Linked DNA regions of Homo sapiens: region 2 is linked to region 1. A link is a contact called in ENCODE Hi-C or POLR2A ChIA-PET data. All regions are on one chromosome and are shown on one strand. Each heading gives the region's core, a stretch centred on a gene start or an enhancer-like site at or near the end of the contact. The rest is flanking DNA. Distances are from core to core; before and after follow the strand shown.

Evidence for each region. A loop is a pair of places that touch in the nucleus more often than their neighbours do. ChIA-PET counts read pairs that join two places held with the same protein, here RNA polymerase II (POLR2A). Pooled maps may share reads with other maps.
Region 2: a loop to region 1 is called in a pooled map, with 2.5 times the contacts of the local background. The contact joins the promoter of ZNF311 here to the promoter of LINC01623 in region 1. A Hi-C loop is called at or near these places in 14 of 168 maps with a recorded cell type or tissue (Caco-2, GM11168, HepG2 and 9 more), 2 of 37 single-sample maps with no recorded cell type and 22 of 50 pooled maps. POLR2A ChIA-PET finds 5 or more read pairs at or near these places in 16 of 52 experiments (CD4-positive, alpha-beta T cell, CD4-positive, alpha-beta memory T cell, HEK293T and 11 more).

The regions. Positions count from the first base shown.
Region 1 is chr6:28,860,171-28,865,746 of GRCh38, forward strand. LINC01623 (long intergenic non-protein coding RNA 1623) reads right to left here and starts at 3,507. Exons shown (of 2, transcript NR_033379.1): 1 at 3,114-3,507; 2 at 1-1,845. TRA-AGC2-2 (tRNA-Ala (anticodon AGC) 2-2) reads right to left here and starts at 3,586; the gene lies at 3,515-3,586. It also overlaps the pseudogene RPL13P.
Region 2 is chr6:29,003,385-29,008,555 of GRCh38, forward strand. ZNF311 (zinc finger protein 311) reads right to left here and starts at 1,931. Exons shown (of 7, transcript NM_001382360.1): 1 at 1,624-1,931; 2 at 562-830; 3 at 129-210. The coding sequence starts at 570.

The sequences.
Region 1 (5,576 bases), core at 2,257-4,756:
TTCAAAAGTAAAATTGTGTAATTTGGGTTGGACTGAAGCTTTCTCTTCTAAAAGATTAATACTTTAAGTTAGTGTTGTCAAATAGGGCTTTTTACAATGATGAAAATGTTCTATATCTGTGCTGTCCACCTGGTAGGTATGACATGCCACGTGTGGCTATTGAGCATTGAAATGGGAATAGTACAACAGCTGTTACCAAAACCTAATAACAAGTATCATTCAAAGCTTGCAGATTTTGTTTTTCCAACTGGGAAATACAAAACATTTAGCACTGTTAATGGACAGAGAAATCCACTTCAGTAGTGAAATTCTTAAGATTCTCCCATTAAAACATACACTTTTTGTCCTTATTCTCAAAATCTGAGAAAGCAACACAAATTTATGGTCTTCTTTAAATCAACATTTGAAAACACCATCGCAAAATTACAACTGAGACAGTGAGAGATCTAACCTAACCAATTCCATCTTGCTTCTAACCTCCAAGCTGTCCTTGTTCATTCCTGGTCGTAGGCTGACCTAACTTTGGGAGGAACTTAGTTTATAGTTTAGCTTTGAAACAAAGACAATAGCAGCCCTTTCCAAAACAAACCCGCTTCCTGCCTGGGGACTAGACTGCTTTCGCAGGACTAACAAATTAGCCACAAGATTATAAATTATGGTTTAGGAGTCATGCAGCTGGAGGCTGCAAGATTCTAAACCTCCCCCAATTGCTCCTCAGGATAACATCACTATTGTAAAACCGAAGATCAGTTCTTGAGATATTTTGCAGCCCCTGTACTCTATGGATCAGCTAGCACCACCCATAACGATAAACTGGCTCATCTGGTCTTGTGGCCCCCATCCAGAAATTAAGCCAACACAAGAGGACAGCTTCGACTCCCTCTGATTTCATCTCCGACCCGACTAATCAACTTTCCCAACTCACTGGTCCCCTACCCACCAAATTATCCTTAAAAACTGCAATCCACTTGGGGAGACTGATTTGAATAATAATAAAACGGGTCTCCCACACAGCCGGCTTTGCATGCCCGTCTTGATAAATGGTTCTGTCTAGGCAGTGGGCAAGCTGAACTCATTGGGTGGTTACACATTTTCAAATTTTCAGAGCTTTCCTTAGACTAAAACTTTACCATCAGTCCTAAGGTAGTATGATCCATGCTACAAAACTCGCCATAAAACCTTACTATGTAACACTGCTATAGAAATCTATAAAGTGTTTCCTTCGTAGGAGGGCCGTAGGCAGCCATGGCGCCCAGCAGGAATGGCATGATGTTGAAGCCCCACTTCCACAAGGACTGGCAGCAGCGTGTGGCCACGTGGTTCAACCAGAAGATCCGCAGAATCAAGGCCCGGCAAGCCAAAGGGCGCTGCATCGCCCCGCGCCCGGAGAGTCGGGACCCATCTGGCCCATTGTGCTGTGCCCTGCTGTGCGTTATCACATCAAGGTGCGCGCCGGCAGAGGCTTCAGCCTGGAGCTCAGGGTGGCGGGCATTCACAAGAAGGTGACCCGGACCACTGGCATCTCTGTGGATCCGAGGAGGCAGAACAAGTCCACCGATTCCCTGCAGGCCAATGTGCAGCGTCTGAATGAGTATTGCTCCAAACTCATCCTCTTCCCCAGAAAGCCCTCGGCCCCCAAGAAGGGAGACAGTTCTGCTGAAGAACAGAAATTGGCCACCCAGCTGACAGGACCGGTCATGCCCATCAAGAATGTAAGGAGAAAGCCCGAGTCATCACTGAGAAGTAGAGGAATTGCAAAGCTTTCGCTAGTCTCCGCATGGCCGGTGCCAATGCTTGGCGGCAATGCTCGGCTCTTCGGCATATGGGCAAAAAGAGCCAAGGAAGCTGAAAAACAGGATGTGTGAAAGCAAAAATAAAGCCCTCTTGGGGACTTGTAATAAATACGTTTTAAAAGAAATCTATAAAGTTTAAACTGATTCTTCCTCTGACAGAGAAAGGCAGTTTCTTAACAGATAGAAAACACGTGAAACTGGTGGTCGGTCACTTCCCAATAAGATCTCAGGAGTGGGGAGAAATAACACAAGATTTAGGAACTATGCCAACGTTTACGACCCCAGGTCTAGAGGTCAAGCCGTGCACTTGGTCTCTCAAGTCGCCTGCTTGGCCCTCTTCCAAGTGTACTTTCCTTCATTAGTGCTCTAAATATTTTCAATAATTTTTCACCCCTGCTCTAAGACTTGCCTCGGTCTCTCCTTCGGCATTATGCTCCTCAATCGAATTCTTTCCTTCTCCTGAGGAGGCAAGAATTAATGTTGCTGCAGACTCCTTACAGATAACTGCCACCGCTAATATGTTGAGATGTTCACACATGCATGTGTGAGGCCCTTCAAAATGTGAGCTGCGGTTAGAATTGGGAAGAGAAGGGAGTGGGGATATGTATCTTTGTTTTCTGATTGCCTTCCATATCTTTTAAAACTAGCTAAGTGCTGCTTCAAGTCAGCCAGATACGAAGGCTTCAATTTATTTAACACAATAAAGAACTTCTATTTGGATCCAAAGCTTACATTATGCTTTAATAAAAGTTACCCTAATAAAGTCAGAAACAATAACAATGAGTCAAAGAAATGCATACAAAGTAGGCCAGGCGTGGTGGCTCACGCCTGGAATCCCGGCACTTTAGGAGGCAGAGGCGGGTGGATCGTGGATCACTTGAGTTCAGGAGTTCGAGACCAGCCTGGCCAACATGGTGAAACCCCCGTTTCCACTAAAAAAAAAAAAATTAGCCGGGCATGGTGGTGCATCATGCCTGTAATTCCAGCTACTCGGGAGGCTAAGGCAGGAGAATCACTTGCATCTGGGAGGCACAGCTTGCACGTGAACCGAGATGGTGCCATTGCACTCTGCACTCCAGCCTGGGAGACAGAGTGAGACTCTTGTCTCCAAAAAAAAAAAAAAAAAAAGCCTACAAAAAGCTTACAAAGTCTAAAATCGGACGAACAAGAGGACACCTGATGGGGGAAAAGAAAAGAGATTGCGATGGGAAGAGAGTGGTGGGGAAATCCGTGGGACAGTTTTCCTATTTTCTGGGTCTGTCCCTTGACCAAGGAACAGCTCAAAAAAGAAAGGATCTAAAATAAATTGTAAAAAATTACCTGTGGTTTCGCATTTGTTTTCTGTCTTTTTCTTTCTTGCTTGATCTTCGATAATACTGGGAAATGTAACCAATGTGATTGGGCTTGTTAATTTGGTGCCTTGCTTGTTTTTCGGGTTTTGGAATTCTGCCAGTCTGTGCTTCCGCGGCCTCTTTCATTTTGTCTTTCATCTCTTGACACAGCCACCCAGGGTGGTGTCAAAGCCTTAGAGCAGAAATGCATCAATATTGAAAGCAAAACGGAGCTTGTTTTCCTTGGTTTCCATGTGAATTTGAAGAATTGAGAGAGAATGAAAGTGCCACAAAAACAAAAGAAAAAAAATTGAGGCGAGTCGTGGACATGATAGACATGATTTTGCAAACAAGGCACATCTAGGAGAAAAGGCGGGAGAAAAATGAAGCTGGAGGTGCCGGGGATTGAACCCGGGGCCTCGTGCATGCTAAGCACGCGCTCTACCACTGAGCTACACCCCCCAACGCTCAACGTGGGCCAAAATATTTCTATGACCTGTTACTATTATCGGTCGTGCCAAGAAGCATATTTTGTCGAACTTAATTTTGAATTCGCTATACTGGATATTGTTTCCTGACTGCGCTGAGAGAAGGAAAACTGAATGTTATATCGAAAGTCCCGTGCTGGGCCTGGGATCTCCCGCTGCAGGTCACCCTCTCGGACGGCCGCTCGACAACCACCTATCGGGGTTTATAAGGGAGCCGTCCTGCCTGGCCGCCCCCCAGAGAAAGGTCTGTGATGGGGTGATTCTGCTTGGAAAGGTTGCCAGGAAACCGCGAGCATAACGCAGAAAGATAAAACGAAAGCCCTAAACGCCGCCGTGGGAATTTAAGTCCAAGGGGCAGAGAAAACAGGAGGGGAATTGCAGATCGGCTTGTCCCGGTCGTAGTTACTGCCCCTGCAGGTTCCCGCGCCCAGCCTCGGGATGGAGAACCTGGCACGCTACGTTTCGCGGGCTCTGAGACTCGGGTGGTGAGAGTCGCCGAGATGCGCACTGGGAAGAGAAAAGAGCCAGGACGCACCTGCATTTATGGCGCCATCGCCCGGGCGGAATCCTCCACGGAATAAAAAGTATGCAGAAGCAAGGCGATTTATGACTGCATAAACCCTCCGTGCTCCTGGAGAGTTCTTAGACCTCTCCACTCCTTGGCACAACTGACCTCTCCACTCTTCGACAAACTGGCAAGCGCTTGCCGCCGTTCGCCAAACCTTGGTACGACAGTCAATCCAGAAATGAGCTTCTGGAACAAATCCTAAATCCTTTTTTGTCTGTCTTCTTCTGATTCGCTCTCATCCTTAAGGGACCTGTTTCTCCTTCAAAACCTGAAAACATCTAACCTATAGTACCAACCCCAGATCCAGGCCTGGCCTTCCTGACCAGTCAAAGCCAGTTGGACTGTGCGCCTAGAAGTGGACAGACATGCGAAATGCCATACTGTATACGTACAATGCATAGGCCAAAGGCGACCCTATGACCCAGAGATTAGAAAGACTCGGACGTCTTTTGACTGGGTTCAGGTCACACTACTCCCAAAATACGACACCTCGGCATTTGAGAAAACAGCAGAAGCAGAAACGTTTTTCTCTGGGCCCTTGTTCCGTGAAGCGGGCCATGAAAGCTACCTGATCTTCCAATTAAAGTAGGTGATAAGACCGTCAATTCAGAGGGGAGAAAATGTACTTGGAGGAAATAAACGAAGACACAGAGATGCCAAAGAGAACCTGAATAAACAGGCTTTGCTAAGTTCACCCCAGTTTATAACCATTAGATCATACCCCCTTTTATCCAATTATACTGCTATGGGACTATCCACTTCATCAAACCTAAGCATAAAAATATAGGAAGTCCTCACTTATTGTCAGTTGGTTTTTGGAAACTATTACTTTAAGCAAAATAAAACTAATTCTACCATAGACTAGACTAATTGATTTAAGAGTTAATTTTCTTGGCAAATGTCTGATCACAAAAACACCAAATTTCTAAATAAGGACTCCAAACACTTCTAACACTAAATATTGAAAAAAATATGAGCTGCACCTCAAGTTAAGATCAGCAAAAACGACATGATTGATTTATTTTTGGTGAATCAGTGACTGCAATTCTAGTGGTGGCAGGTTATATCAAGGAATAAATGTTTGTGAAATAGCAGTTGTAAGGAGCAACTCCTACTAACACACAATTCGTAAAACATTGTGTCCGGAATTGGCGGGTTCTTGATCTCACTGATTTCAAGAAAGCCACAAGTCCTCCGGATGAGTGTTACAATCGTTAGATGCGGTGTAGCCAGAGTTCATTCCCTCTGACGTTCGGATGTGTTATAGAGTTTCTTCCTTCTGGTGGTTTGGTCTTCTACTGGCTCAGGAGTGAAACTGCAAACCTTGGCAGTCAGTGTTACATCTTCTAAGGCGGCGCCTCCGGAGTTGTTTGTTCTTGCCCGAGAATTCATGTTT
Region 2 (5,171 bases), core at 681-3,180, 140 kb after region 1:
AAGACTTTCTATAAATGCTCATTAATGAACAGATTTTTGGGCCCCAGTGTGGCATTTTCCACCCACTCTGTGTCCTTACTACATTCTCAGCTGCCGTGACTCCTGCCACAATCTCCTGTGTATCTCACCGCTTTCCTGAGGGAGCTGGGTATCCTGGCGGGTCCAAAGCAGCTGGCTTGGTGGTCCTGAACTCTCATCCAACAGCACAACCTATTGCAAGACACAGAATGAATTCAGGAAAGTTATGAAGGTGAGAAAAATACATAGGAAGATGCAAGCAACCATACAGGTCTATCCACAGAAACTGTCTCCCAGAAATACCAAAAGAAGGGAGAAAATAATGGACTCAGTTCCTAATACCTTATGAAAACTAGAAATGGCATCTACAACTACAAAGCTTTAATGATCACCAGGTCAAGCAGCAAAAACAGTATCTAGGAGGAGACACCTCCAACAGTATCTAGAGTCAGACACACCTCCACTCACACTGCTTTCCTTCTTTCTTGGACTCACTTCTCCTTCTTCCTCCTTGTGATGTATCACAGACCCTCCTCTTCTTACCTCCTGCATCTTTTTACTCAGGTTTCTTTAACAGTCTTCCACTGCTGTCCTGGTTTCTTCCTACTGGTCAGATCCAGTTCTCAAACAAGCTGTGAAGTGGCTCCAGTTGATGCCAGCCTCCTTTGGAGAACACATGTTTTGGTGGTGCCAGCCAAAGGGCCCTTCTTGACCCACAGTGCCGCTACTGTTTGGCTTAATGTGTCAAACACTGCCCTGGATTTGGGGTTCATTAGCAACACTAAACCGCTGTGATCTCACATCTTGTTTCCCTGCATATTTGGTGAAGGGAAAAGAGGAATGTGACCACAGGAAAAAATAGGGAGTCACTGAGAACCTGAGGCACGAAGTCAAACTGAAAATGTGAACATATCCAGAATACAATCTCAACGGCTACCACCCTTGTCTGAGCCACCATCACCTGCTATCTCCCCTCCTTTCCATTACTGCGGTAGTCTTCTAACTGGTCTCCTTTCTTCAATCCTTGCCTTCCTCCTTTCTTTTTTTTTTTTTTTTTTTTTTTTTTTGAGACGGAGTCTCGCTCTGTGGCCCAGGCGGGAGTGCAGTGGCGCAATCTCGGCTCACTGCAAGCTCCACCTCCTTTCTTAATAGGGCAGTCTGAGTAGTCCGTTTACAACTTGAGTTGGATCATTTCATCGCTCTGCTGAAAACTCTCCAGTGGTTCATACTTAAAATAAAACCTGAAGTCCTTACCGAGGTATACAAGGCCCTACTGAATGTGCCCGTGACTTCTAACTTCCTCTCCTGCTCACCCAAAATAAGAGCTGAAGTCTTAAGAGTGGCATACAAGTCTACAGGATGTGTCATTCTCAACACCTTCTACTCTTCTCCCACTCCCTCAATCTTCAGCCATACCGACCTTCCTTCTCTTTCATCTTAGGGCCTTTCCATTGGCTGCTCCCTTCACCTTAAGCGATCTCCATGGCTAATAATCTTGCCTCCTTCAAGTGTTTTCTTATAGGTCATCTTCCCAAGGAGGTCTACTCTGAGTGCCTTATTTAAAATTGCAGCCTATCCCCTCCTTCCAATCCTGATGGGCCTTACCTTGCTTTACATGAATTCTTCTTTTCCTCTATAGCACTTTATAATTTTCCAGTATGGTGCATAAGTTACTTATTAATATATACATTGTTTACGGTGGTTCTACCTTCGCTAAAATCTAGGCTCTTAGGCTCCATGAGGGCAGGAATTTTTGTCGTCTTGTTCACAGTTGTATTCTCAACGCCTAAAACAGCGCTTGCAATAGTATGTGCTGGATTAAAAATTAGCTGACTGAATGAATATATGAATGGATGCTGTAGAGAAGAATAAAAAGAATGGGTCAGGAGGCGACAAGAGCAAGACTCCGGTCTCAAAAAAAAAAAAAAAAAATGGGTCACGAGCCCCTGGGAGGAGGTAGGGCAAATGGGCGGGAAATGCTCATTTTGGGGAATGGCTTCGAGGGAGGAAACCGCAGCCGACTCCCTCCTCAAATCTGGCCCCAAAGACCCGCCCCTGCCTGCAACCCCAGGGGCCCGGGTATTTAGGTGAGGGGGGCGACGGCGGCACCGGACTCCTCTCCTCTCAGCTGCAAATTCCGACCCACGACGGCCCAAGGCACAGACCTTCCCGCCGGTACTCTCCCCAAGAAATGAGAAACAGAAATATACAGAAGCTCCACTTCCTAGTCCGCCAATTATCATTTCCGGTGATTTTCTAGGAAAGGCGTCAACTCTCTGGTCTAGGCGTTCCCTTAAACTCTCCGCCCTCCTCCTCGCGGCTCAGCCTTCTAGGAGTTTGCGTGCGTTTATGGCCTGTGCAAAGGGGTTGCAGAAATATTACCCTTTTGCTCCTTTTTTCCCATGTAGAGGAACCTCTAGATAGGAATGGACAGAAGTTTTGTGACAAATATATGAAAAAGTTACTTTTAAATATTAACTAAGAACACAAATAATTGAATGTCTTTTTCAAAAGTAAAGACTATTTTAAGCCTATGCAGAAGTCGAAAGAAGAGTATAATTAACCCATATATACCCATCATTTACATTTAAAAATACATAAAATTCTGCCACACTTGTTTCATCCATCTCCATTTTTTCTTGCTGAAACGTTTTAAAGCAAACCCCAAATATCTTACTTTCAACTTCATTATGCATTTATTTTAAAAAGGATATTTTCCTACAGAATCACAATACCATTATCCCATTTAACAAAATAATTCCTGGTTATCATCTAATACCAAGTCCATATTATATTTCCCTAAATATATACATATGCTTCTTACATTTGTTTTCTATTTCATTCAAGATCTAAAGTTCCAGTATTTAATTTGGGCATGTGTCTTAATTCTTTTAAAATTCACATCTGAACTAGTTCCTCCTTCCATCCTCCTCTTCGTCTTCCCCTCATATAGTCAACTAATTGAACAAATTGGGACATTTGTCCTGAATGTTCTACATGCTGGCTTTGTCTATTTGTGTCCCCATTTTATTAGTTTCTCTAGCCTCATATTTCCTGTAAAACTTGATGTTACCTCTAAAGGTTTGATTAGAGTTAGGTTTAACTTTGTTAGTAAGAATCCTTAGGTGGTGCTATGTACTTTTTGCCACACATCAGGAAGCATATAATGTTTTTGATGCTAAGATTGACCAGTGGGTTTAATACTTGATAGCTGAATCCTTCCATGTAAACTTTCCCACTGGCTTTTAATCTGATAGATTCAGCCACCCCATTTCATTAGAGTTTGTAAAATTGTAATTTTTCTAATTCAATAATTTTTTCACATTTATTAGTTAGAACTCCTCTATAAAGAAAAACTTTCCTTCATCAATTTAGCAATTTAGGGCTATTTGGTTATCCTGAAATGTAGTTTGTACAGGAAAGAAAGACTGTTTAATTTTCAACATAATTGCCAATTTTCAGAAAAAGCAGTTGTGCCTTAGGTGCCATCAATGGTAACCACCTTACAAAATGTGATAGCCATCCTATAAAATGGCTAGCTGGGCCCTACTGTCCAGCATTCACATCCTTGTGTAGCCCCCTTCCACATTGTACCAGGGTTGGTTTGTGTGACTGAATGATCTGGTAAAAGTGATGCTATGTTTTGTTTGTTTGTTTGTTTGTTTGTTTTGTTTTTTGAGACAGAGTCTTGCTCTGTTGCCCAGGCTGGAGTGCAGTGGCGCGATCTTGGCTCACTGAAATCGCCACCTCCCGGGTTCAAGTGAGTCTCCTGCCTCGGTTTCCCAAGTAGCTGGGACTATAGGCATGCATCAGCATGCCCAGCTAATTTTTATATTTTAGTAGAGATAGAGTTTCGCCATGTTGGCTGACTGGTCTTAAACTCCTGGCCTCAAGTGATCTGCCCACCTTGGCCTCCCAAAGTGCTGGGATTACAGCCATGAGCCACCGCACCTGGCCGATGCTACATTATCTCTAATATTAGGTTATAAAATAATCTACGGCTTCTGTTTTGGTCTGTTTTTCTTTCGTAGATCACACACCCTTGGGAAAGCCAAATGCCATGTTGTAAGGAGAGGCCCAGGTGGTGAGGAACTGAAGCCTCCTGCCAGCAGACACATGAGTGAGTTTGGAAGTGGATCTTTCTACCTTAGTCAAGCTTTCAGATGACTGCAGCCCTGGTTGATGTCTTGGGTGCAACCTTATGACATACGCAGGACCACCAGCCAAGCTGCTCCCAGATTTCTGGTCTTCAGAAGCTGGGGAATGGCTTTGAGGGAGGAAACTGCAACAGATGTTTGGTTCTAAGTTTTATAACTAATGCAAAATTTTGTTTTCTCTTTTTGTGCATCTAATGTGCACTAATGTAAAATCTTTTTGTGCAACTAATGCAAAATTTTGTTTTCTCTTTTTGTGCACAACATCAAGTGTTCTGCATCAGTTGATAACTAATGCAAAATTTTGTTTTCTCTTTTTGCATATCAATATGAACACATGGATTTAAAAAAATACATTCAATGAGTCTCAATCAATTGCAGTAGTTATTCTTTTTAATGTTCAAATTATTTCATCTTTGGTCAGTGGGAGTCCCTTTATTTTATCTCCTGTGTCCTTTTCATCCAACTCTAAGCGTCTTTGCTTTTTTCCTTTATGGCAAGATAAATGTTTCAGACACATGTCATACATTTCCTGCCTCAGACCTGGAATCAGCCATTTTTCCAAGGTGTTCTGGTGCTTTCAGTGGGGGCAAGGATTGCATACCTTTGTGAATAGTCATGGTTAGCTGTTTTAAAAATGTATCAAAATGAAATAAAATTTGCTTAATTATGAGATTAAATCCTGGCTACCCCACTCACAATGTGTGTGTATCATACCTTAGACCCACCCTAGTTTGTCTATCTGCAAAATGGGTCCAGTGTAAATACCTAAATTTCAGAGCCGTTATAAGGATAAATTAGTTAATACGTGGAAATCACTTAACACATTGCCTGGCATCAAATTTCATGATGAGAATAACTGCAAACCTGGAAGATACTATAATGGTAATGAGGTATACTTTCTTCATTTTATACTTGAGAAAATTGAGGCCCAAGAGATTAAAAACTTGTTTGTACAAAAGAGGATAAAATTAGAAGAGAATCTAATGATTTCAGACT